Linked DNA regions of Homo sapiens: all the other regions are linked to region 2. Evidence: chromatin contacts called from ENCODE Hi-C or POLR2A ChIA-PET data. All regions are on one chromosome and are shown on one strand. Each heading gives the region's core, a stretch centred on a gene start or an enhancer-like site at or near the end of the contact. The rest is flanking DNA. Distances are from core to core; before and after follow the strand shown. Region 1 overlaps CPNE5 (copine 5). Region 2 has its middle 4.9 kb from the start of MIR4462. Region 3 holds the start of DINOL (damage induced long noncoding RNA).

Region 1 (3,101 bases), core at 571-3,070, 810 kb after region 2:
CCTGCGAGCCCCTGGGTGAACCCATATGGTCAGGGCAGTTAGGGCATTGCTTCATCCTGGGGGTTGGAATGGGGAGTGGTCAACTGTGTCTGCAGATTAGACTTACGTGAAGAGCTAAAAAAAAAAAAAAAAAAGAAGATCTCTGAAACATTCATGTAGCCCCGGAAACTCGGCTATAATGGGTCTGGGCTGCAGGATGATCTAAGAGCCCCCAGGGCATCTCATGGTCATCAGTCAGGGTTGAAGCCACTGCCGTGGTTCCTAGTAAGTCTGAGCTGCCACACTTGGAAGGAGGCCTGTGGTTCATCCAGGTGCCTAATACCTTAACCACAATAGCTGGGGGTCTTACTGCCAAGTAAGGGTGGTGCTCTCACCTGGCCCTCCCAATGAGCCTGTAAAAACAGCTGAATCTTCATGAATAGGGGGCTCCCAAACTACCAGAGAGGAGTTCGTTCTCTTACACAGGTGAAAGGTCCTCTGCCCTAATCTTGTCTCATATAATTGGCCTAGGATGCCAGGCTTTCATTTGTCTCCTTGATTCTAAATTGTTATGATAATGAGCTGCCAGGTAGCTGCCTGTCTTGGCAAAGCCAAAGCTAACTTTGCCAGGGCATAGGTTAAAAGGCCTCTGCTTGGGGGAGGGGGCCTGGGGTAGTCAGTTACCTCTGGGGAAAAGGATGGGCTACTTATGAGGCAGGATCTTGGGTCTGAGAGGGATGAGATGGGACCAGTAAGATTTAAGATAAGCACAGTCCAAAGAGGCACATTTCAGGACTAATAGCTCTAGGCACATGGAAGCCTGAAGCTGGTCGGCATTGGCAGGTTGTTAGGCCTGTGCCAGGAGGGCCCCCTTGTCCTCCACACCCCACCCTAGGTCCCTGGGGCTGAAGAGCCAGTGCCCACTTAGAGGAAACTAACACCCTTGGCTTGGACCCCGGTTCCACTGACACAGATGGGACCCTTCCGTCAAGGTCAAGAGTGCAGGCTCTGAAGTCAGACACACCCTGGTTTCAGATCCCTTCTCTGCCCTGGCAGTGTCCTTGGGCACATTGCACCACCTCTTTGGGTTTCAGTTTCCTTGGCTATAAAGTGGGGATAATAATAGTACTTCATGGGGTGGTGTGGGCAGTGCATGCAGTCATGCATGCAAAACTGGCACATGCCGAGTGTTCTGTCAATGTCAGCTCTCGAATCATAACCCATCTCCCCTGACCCCAGGCTCCCCACTGACCAAGCTCCCTTTTGTTTTGAAGGTCACCCTGCTTTCCTTTGCTGTGGAGTCAGAGTGCACCTTCCTTGACTACATCAAAGGAGGGTGAGAAGAGATACAGCCAATTTCATGGGCCTTGGGGAGAGGGAAAGGGCCCCACACACCGACAGGACCGGCTCTGGCCCCACCCTGGCCTCTTCAAAGCCCTGGTTGAAGGCTGTGGTGCTGGGCTCTGAGCAAACCCTGGTGTTTGGGCTGAGACAACTCATCCAGAGCCCTGCACATCCCCAGATCCCAAGCAGCTTGGAGGGAACTCCTGAGCCAAGGAGGCTGGCCTGGGTCATGTCAGGTCTCCATGCAGAGACAGGACCTGGAGCTGGTAGGGACTCCGTGACAGAAAGCCAAGGGCTTGGGGATGTAGAAAGAACCCTGCAATAGGAGTCAGGAGGCCCAGGCTCTAGGCCTCTCTTTGCCATTAATTTGCTGGGTTCCTTTGGGTGAGTCATTTTTCCTCTCAGGGTATCAGTTTCCTCCTCTGTACACAAAGAGAACGGAATAGGTAAGTGTTAAGGTTCCTTACAGCTCTGAGCTTCTGACACCTCTGATCTGTCTGGTTGGGGGAGGGGGACAGTGATTAACCTGCTCACTGTTATTAGGGCCCTGTAAGGGCAGCGGGATTGGGGATAAGCCAGGGATTGGTCCTGGGGCCAGCAGGTGGTCAAACATGAGTTTAAGGAGCAGAAAGAACCACCAGGCACAGTGTCTAGGCCCAGACAGATGGGGGAGCCAGGAGGCCCCAGCCAGCAGCTCACGGAAAGAGCCTGGCTCTAAGGGTAGAGCCTGCCCAGCATGCTGCCTGCCAGGACAGGTGCCAGGTCAGGGCGTGGGCAGCCAAGAGCCCGCAGGTGAGTGACTGCACCTGTCTGGAAAGGAGACAGGCAGGAGCAACTGCCAAAGGCTCATCCCAGCCAAGTGGACCCTTGGCTGCCTGGTTCTCCAGGGCAGAGGGAGAAGTCAGGTCCTGGGAAGCCACACTCACTTTCCCATGACAACACTCCCTGCTGCCTTGAGCTTGCAGTCTCAAGGCTGCAAGCTCTCCTCCTACCCACTGAGCACACACCCTGCCTCCAGTCACTCAGGAGCTCCTCTGCTCTTACCTGCCCCTCCTCTGGGCTGACTCCAGACCCCGCCTTTGCACTCTTCCCCCATCAAAATTGCTTCCCTCTCAATCCCATTAATCAGCCACCCCTTACAGTCCATAGCACCTGGTAACTCTCAAACACCCCTCATCCTGTTTATTTTTATTTATGTTTATTTTATTTTATTTTATTTTATTTATTTTTTGAGACAGAGTCTCGCTCTGTCACTCAGGCTGGAGTGCAGTGGCACAATCTCGGCTTACTGCAACCTCCGCCTCCTGGGTTCAAGCAATTCTCCTGCCTCAGCCTATCAAGTAGAGTAGCTGGGGCTACAGGCATGCGCCACCACCCCCAGCTAATTTTTGTATTTTTAGTAGAGACGGGCTTTCACCATTTTGGCCAGGCTGGTCTCGAACTCCTGACCTCAGGTGATTCGCCTGCCTCGGCCTCCCAAAGTGCTGGGATTACAGGCATGAGCCACCACACCCAGTCCATCCTATTTATTTTTTTCATTTGCATAGTACCCCCAACTTACAGAACACAGTGGGCAGGATCAGAACAGTTATCCCCATTTTACAGAGCTTGCCTGAAGCCACACGCCTAGATGGTGGCAGGGTTCCTTCTCCCATAACATGCTGCCTTTCATTCTATAGTAATGAATCAGTCTAGCCTGCCTGACTTGCAGTTAGCGGGTGGGGTGGGATGAAGATGGAGACTGATGAGTTAAAGGGCTGGATGCTGTGAGGTTTCAT
Region 2 (3,277 bases), core at 595-3,094:
AAGGTGCTCACATCACTTAGCAAGATTGCAGCCCAGGCTGCTGGGCTCCAAACTTTGGCTAAGGGAGATTTGGGACGGCCCCAGTGGTGGGATCCCAGTCCATTCCAGAAACTGCTTCTGAATCTTCTCTCTGACTATGGGGGTCTCTTCTCACACCTCCATACCCTCCAGCCACCACTCAGGCCTGGGCTGGGCTGTGTGTCTCTGTTTTGGACTGTTGCCCTGGTCCTTGGCAGAGAGACACTCCCCTTTCTGGGCCTGAAAGACCCACCCCCTGGCTTTAGGCTGTTCTGCAGCCTTTTCGGGAGGAAGCAGAGGATGGGCCTCTGTCCTCCCGATCAAGTCCCTTCTGTCCCTCCTCCCAGAGACAAGTCCACCACAGCCTTGGAGAGCAAGCAAACACACTGGCCCATGTCATTATTGAGACCAGGTGGCACTGGATCTAAAACATCTTGTTCCTTTCTCTCAGCTCTGCTTCTTTCGGCCTGGCCACTCATCCCTCCATGGCAAGGACAGCTGCACATCTCACCCCTTCCTGTGTCTATCACCCCAAAGGGAAGGTGCGCTCCACTTCCCTGCTTGCTCCAGCAGCAAAATCCTGGGGAAGGTGTCTGAGTGGTCTGGCCCTGGCCACACACCTAACCCAGAACCAGTCACTCTGCCTGGGGCTAGGAGAGAGGGAAATTGTGCCAGGCAGCCAAAAGCAGTAGCCACCCCAGGAACACTCAGGGAAGAGGGTAGCAGCTGCCAGGAAGAAGAGAAGACGTGGAGATTAAAGCTGGGCGGGTGGTTAGGAGGCAAGCGGGACCCAAGATCTGGCCCTTTGTGTGTCTACCTCAAACAGGAGGTAAGACAGCAGCAGAGGGAAACTTTCCTTCTTCACCATTTGCTGGGTGTGGACCAAAAATACCAAGACTTGTATTCACACACACAACCTCTAAACACACGTGCTTCTATATGTATTAAATAAATATTGGCACATACACATGCTTAAACACACATCCCTGGACACTTTACACTCCATACAGACACCTACACAATCACAGGCATGTATACTGCATCAGTCAGGATAGGCAAGGCTATGCTTCATTAACAAATAACTCCAAAACCTCTACTGCTTAAAACCAAAGGGCTTGCTTCTTGCTCACGCGACATGCCAGTCACAGCTTCTGCACATCATATCACCCCAAGGCCCAGACTGATGGAGAAGCCACTAGCTCAAAGCTTGCTGGTCATAGTGCCAGAGGGAAAGAAAGACCTCTGGAAGATGTTGCATTGGCAATTACATTCTTCTGCCGGGAAGTGACACTTTCTCTTCTGCCCATTGGCCAGAACTGGTCATATGGCCCCATCCAACCACAAGGGGGCCAGGGAGTGCAATTCGGAAGAGGAGACCCAGAAATATTTAGCAAATAGCACTAGCGACTAGTGAGTAGGGCGCGCGCGTGCGCACGCACACACACACACACACACACACACACACACACACACACTTACTGCTCTTCCCACGGTCTCCTTATTTTATCCTTTTGTGTCCTGGACTCCTAAACAATTCCCTGTCCCTAGTAATCAGGGTGGAAAGTCTCCTGCCAGGAGCCAGAGGTTGTGGAAACTTACATCCCCCTTCATTTCAGTCCTGTCGGCTGCCCTGAGTCTCCCCGTCTCACTCTGGGCCCCATCATCCATCTCCCTCCCTGCCCATTCGTCTGAGCCTCCCCTGCCCCAGCTTCTGCCTCCTGCCAAGAAGAGATAAAAGAGACAGCTGCGTATTTATTCAGTGCTACTTCTACTTCTCACTGCTGCCCCACCACTTGCTTCAAGCTCCCCGCTAGCATCCTCCTCCCTTTCTTCTTTCTACGATTGCCTGAAGAGCTAAGCGTGAGCTAGTGGCACCCAGAGAGGTGGCTGCTACGGGGGAAGGGAGGAATGAGGGGAGGGGGGACCTCAGGGCCCTTGGGGGTGACAGGAGAAGGCAGACATGAACAAAAACTCAGAGAGGGCATGAGATGTAGAATAACACTCACAAGCGGACAGAGACAGAAAAGAAACACAAAATGTGGCAGAGAGAAGCAGAGACGCAGCGAGGGACAGAGGCAGATGGAAAGAGACACAGATTGACAGAGACAGAAATAAGTGGAACAGAGACACAGAGACTGGGCCAGAGGAATGAATGCAGAAAGAGAAAAGATGGAAGGTAGAAGTGGGGATGTGTTTAGGGTGTGTGTGTATGTTGCTGTACAGCTCTGGTTTTTAAGCCCCGCTTTCACTGAAATGGATTCATGAAGGCAGGTGCTGTGCTATCTTTAAAGATAGGGAGAGGATGTGGCACTTTTGAAGCCAGTGGTGCAGGTTTAAGGCCAGGCCATAAGCTCAGGGCGCTGGCAGGGTTTCCCTGGAGATCTCTGGTGCCAAGTGGTCAGCTCCACAGCATTAGCTCTGTGGTCGGAGGAGGCTGCAGGTCTGAGCTGTGAATGCTTCCTCAGTGGCCTCAGCCACACTTCTGCTCCAGCTCCAGCTCTGCCTGCAGCAAAGGGACCCTAGGAGAAAGGGGAGAGGGGCGGAAGCAGTCCCTGCCCTGTGCAGGGGATGAAGGGGGCCCAGGCTGAAAACGGAGGTAGATTCCTATCTTTAAGGAGCCCTGAGTCTGAGCAGAGGTTTGAGCCTCATTCATTCCTTCAACACATGGTCCTGGTACCCTACCCTGTGCCAGGCCCCAAGACACAGTGGAAGACAAAAGCCATGTGCCCTGTAGGTTTTAGCCTAATGGAGGAGACAGACCACAAACAAACCACAATTATATAACAACAAACCAGGTTCGGTGCTACAAAGTAAAAGGGCGTCATCGTGGGAGAATCTTGGCGGTGGGGGCTTCTTTACACTCAGGAAAGTCTCTCCAAGTAGGTGATACTGTGGCCAAGACCTTCCAGATGAGAAAGAGCCAGGTAAGAGGAAAAGTGGGGGTGGCATGGGGTGGGGAGTGGGGACACCAGCCCAGGTGGCAAAAACAGCCCAATTCATAAAGCGACACCCAGCTTGGGCACTACTCCAAGGTGAGCCCGCGGCGTCGGAGTGGGTCAGCCGGCTGTTCAGGAGCTGGCAGGGCAAGCCTCCATGGACTGTGGGCTTGATTTTAGGGACAATGGTGAGAGACACGAGTGGTGTCCACGCACTCATGCTGGGCACCTACGGTGTGCCGGCCCGAGCTGGGGGCGGGAGGCTAGCTCAGTTGTTGGGATAGAAGTAAGAAGACCTCGGGGCAGAGGAAACCAACGAATCT
Region 3 (3,525 bases), core at 850-3,349, 880 kb after region 2:
GCGGGAAAGCCTGTGTGCTATTCCCGCCAGGGCCGGGAGGGGGCGCCGGCCTCCAGGAAATCACGCGCGGAGTGGGAGGTGCGTGGGCAGAGCCTCGGACCGCTGGAGGGAGTAGTGATGAGTCAGTTTCCTGCAAGGCGCTGCTCGCCCGCCAAAACTGCTTCCACTCCGGCTGCGCGTCACCCTGGGGTGGGGAGGGGGAGAATGGGAGGGGACCGGGGGGCCGCGAACACGTCACGCTGAGCCGGCCAGGCTTCCGAAACTCCCGCCGCTGTTGGGAAACCGCGCGCTCTTGTGCCGTCTCTGACACAGACACACACACACACACACACACACACACACACACACACGCCCGCGCAGACACGCACGCGCGCGCGCGCCGGGAGCCGGCCCCTCCACCTTATCTCCACGCCCAAAGCACGGGATGAGTCAGATCCCTGGAAAATAAAAATAGACGGGAGCAACGAAAACAAAACCGCTCGCAAGTCCTCCCAGAAACGCGACGTGGAGGGAGGCAAGGAGAGGGGAAGCTGCCTGGGCGCCCCAAGTTCCTAACCCAGCTCCAAGATGCTTTTCCTCACGAAGAGGGCGCAAGTGTCCCCCAGGGGTTTGGGACGGAGAGGACGCGCTGTGGTCCGCGCCAGGCGGCGGCGCCCCAGGGGGCGACTCGCCCCCCTGCTCCGCTCAGCCCTGTAGCTTTCGGAGAGGGAATCTGGGCTAGGTCGGGAAGCCCTGAGCCCCCGAGGCAGCTGATAGAGGCCCTGAGCAGCGTCGTGCCCCCCAGACCCCCCACCCCTCAAAGACATGAACCCTCCCCGCCTCCCATCCAGGCGTGGGCTCCGCTCCCGCCCCGGAGTCCAGCGCCCCGACCCGAGGACAGGCTGGGCCGCGATTCTCCCGGCCGCGGTGGGAAAGAGGTAGAGGAGACCCTTGCCCTTCCCCGACTGACAGGCTGGTTAGAGCCCGCCCAGAGCAGGGCCGTGACTCCCCGACCCCTACAGCGCGCCGCGGAGCGGGGACCCGACGCGGTGTCCCGGACCTCCAGTGCCCGGCTTCCTTGGGAACAAACTGTTCCAGCCAAATAGGTCACTGTGCCGATGGGAGGACGGAGACCGCGAAGGGGCAGGGGAGAGGGCTTCTGGAGTCCCGCTGTACCCCATCCCGGGCGGGGTTCTGACCTCATACAGTCCGTTCCCTGGGGTCTCCTTGTCACAGTGAGTCACCTCCTCGCTAGTCCTTAGGGGACGGGTCCTGGCACATTCCCAAGGGCCAGGAAACAGCCCGCGCTGACCTCAGCGCTCAGCCAGGTGGTGGACACAGTGGCGTAAAGGACCTGAACCTGGGACCTGGGCCAGGGCGGCGCAGATTGGATCCCAGAGCCACCCGGGACCGATCCTAGACGAACTTACTCCACTCCGCTTTCCTCGCCCTTCCTGGGCCCCTCCAGGGACACGGACTTCATCCCCACGCCGCGAGCAAACTGCGCCTGGGGCCTGGAGCCAACCGCAGCCAAAGGCGAGCTCCCAGAACGGTCCCGTCCACGCCCTCCCTCGCCCCAGCTGGGTTTCCAGGGGCGGGGAGCGTGACCAGGGATTCCTGTACTTGTAATCCCGCTCTCCGCCCCGGGGTCTCCGGCACATCCCGACTCTCGTCACCCGCGCACTTAGAGACACCGTGTGCGCAAGCCGAGCGCGCACCGACCCACGCCCGTCATTCACCTGCCGCAGAAACACCTGTGAACGCAGCACACACCCGCGAACACGCATCCTCGCGGACACGCAGGGACACACGCGGGCACGCTTGGCTCGGCTCTGGGCCGCCGGCCCGGGGTCCCCTGTTGTCTGCCGCCGCTCTCTCACCTCCTCTGAGTGCCTCGGTGCCTCGGCGAATCCGCGCCCAGCTCCGGCTCCACAAGGAACTGACTTCGGCAGCTGCTCACACCTCAGCTGGCGCAGCTCAGCGCGGCCCTGATATACAACCGCCCCGCCCGGGCCCGCCTCAAGGAGGCGGGACCCGCGCTCGGCCCACCGCGCCGCCCGGGACCGCCCTCCCCGGGGCCCAGGCTCCTGGCTGCCCAGCGCCGAGCCAGCTGAGCCTGGCCGAGTTCCAGCAGGCCAGCCGGTCCCGGAACCTCGCGTGCTGCAGGAGGGCACTTCCCTCCTCCCCCAGTCCCTCGCCTGCGTTGGTGCGCTGGACACATTTCCCCACGAAGTGAGCCACAAATCTGGCTTTTTTTACTTGGAGAATGAGTTGGCACTCTCCAGGAGGACACAGCACTGTTAGAATGAGCCCCCTTTCTGGCTCACCGCTGACCCACTCTGGCAGGCAAGGATTTACCCAATGCAGCTGAAAAGATCAGGAGGATGACATTAATACATAAAAATTCATAAATTATAAAAACGATGCACCTCTCTGCAATTTCCAGAAAAGCCCCACAATATCACCTCTATTCCCACTGATCCCTCACTAGGTCACCTCTCCCAGAAGCACCTGGAGCACCTAGACACCCCAACAAAGCATCTTGAGGCCAGAATGATTTTTCAGTCCCGTTTATTTCACAGATGAGGAAATTGAGGTCCACTGAACTTAAGTATACAAAGTTGTTGATTGTCACATGCTTCCGGGAAGGAGGGAATTGGAGAGACTACCAAAAAAGGGCAACCTGATCTCCAGGGAAACAGAAGAATTGGACATTGAACCAATCTCCCTACACCCTACACTCACCTGAACAGAAGAAATCCCTGTGGTTGCAGCAGCTTTGTTGGCCAGGAAGGGGAGGATTTGACGAGTGAGTTGTCTGTCTCCTGAATACTCCCCACATAGCCCGTATACACTGCTGGGGAAACTGGGGCTCAGAGAAGTCTGGTGACCTAACTCAGATCATGCAGCAAAGAAATGACTATAGTTGGAACACAGGACTTTTGCCTCCTGCCCGGGGCTCTCTGCTTGTCATCCTTTATTTCTGTGGCTCCAAAATGACAAAAATGCCAAATAACCCTCATTTGCAGATGGTTTATGGAGATGACATAAATAAAGGACAATTCTGGAAGTGTCTACTGGTTCTTCTGACAGACACAGAAATGAGTGATGTGTCTATCCGCTCCCATCTACCTCACACCCCTGACCTCCCCTGGACTTCACCTTTGCCTCCTTTCTGTGCCTGAAACATTTGCAGTTTTGCTTTTAAAAAATTGCAGAGGATGGATTGTTCATCTGAACAGAAATCCCACTAAAAAACAGAACCCAGGCTTGGAGCAGCTACAATTACTGACATCTCAGGCTGCTCAGAGTCTGGAAATCTCTGCCCAGACATGCCCAGTCTTCTTCCTCTAACGCAGCTGACCTCGGGGAGGACAGGCTTCTTTCTCCTCTGCTGTGGGGATGGGAGCCCAGGTAGGGGTGGGAGGACACAGTAGCAGACCCCCTTGGCCTGCCTCGCCCTGGAGTCAGGCCAGGATTGTGGCTAAACCCCAGAAAGGCCACGGCACAGCCTCAGGACCCCACTCTAAGCCCCACTGCTGTCTG

The links. A loop is a pair of places that touch in the nucleus more often than their neighbours do. ChIA-PET counts read pairs that join two places held with the same protein, here RNA polymerase II (POLR2A). Pooled maps may share reads with other maps.
Region 1: a loop to region 2 is called in a map with no recorded cell type, with 4 times the contacts of the local background. The contact joins two enhancer-like sites. A Hi-C loop is called at or near these places in 3 of 37 single-sample maps with no recorded cell type and 2 of 50 pooled maps. POLR2A ChIA-PET finds 5 or more read pairs at or near these places in 1 of 52 experiments (B cell).
Region 3: a pooled map shows a loop between it and region 2 (5-fold over the local background). The contact joins the promoter of DINOL here to the enhancer-like site in region 2. A Hi-C loop is called at or near these places in 1 of 37 single-sample maps with no recorded cell type and 3 of 50 pooled maps. POLR2A ChIA-PET finds 5 or more read pairs at or near these places in 2 of 52 experiments (GM12878 and T-cell).

Annotation. Positions count from the first base shown.
Region 1 is chr6:36,751,248-36,754,348 of GRCh38, reverse strand. CPNE5 (copine 5) reads left to right here. Exons shown (of 21, transcript NM_020939.2): 14 at 1,254-1,315. Among named protein-coding and RNA genes, the nearest start is that of RAB44, 55 kb to the right of the region's middle. Within about 2 kb of position 1,820, at least 14 of the 41 ENCODE cell types and tissues checked have a DNase peak (open chromatin) inside an H3K27ac peak, as active enhancers do; they include B cell, where a contact is called at or near this core.
Region 2 is chr6:37,558,703-37,561,979 of GRCh38, reverse strand. No RefSeq gene overlaps it. Among named protein-coding and RNA genes, the nearest start is that of MIR4462, 4.9 kb to the right of the region's middle. RefSeq lists an enhancer at 137-306. Within about 2 kb of position 1,844, at least 2 of the 41 ENCODE cell types and tissues checked have a DNase peak (open chromatin) inside an H3K27ac peak, as active enhancers do; they include B cell, where a contact is called at or near this core.
Region 3 is chr6:36,677,133-36,680,657 of GRCh38, reverse strand. DINOL (damage induced long noncoding RNA) reads left to right here and starts at 2,099. Exons shown (of 1, transcript NR_144384.1): 1 at 2,099-3,049. CDKN1A (cyclin dependent kinase inhibitor 1A) reads right to left here and starts at 1,944. Exons shown (of 3, transcript NM_000389.5): 1 at 1,860-1,944. RefSeq lists silencers at 1-331, 1,902-2,131 and enhancers at 1,063-1,650, 1,662-1,851, 3,044-3,525.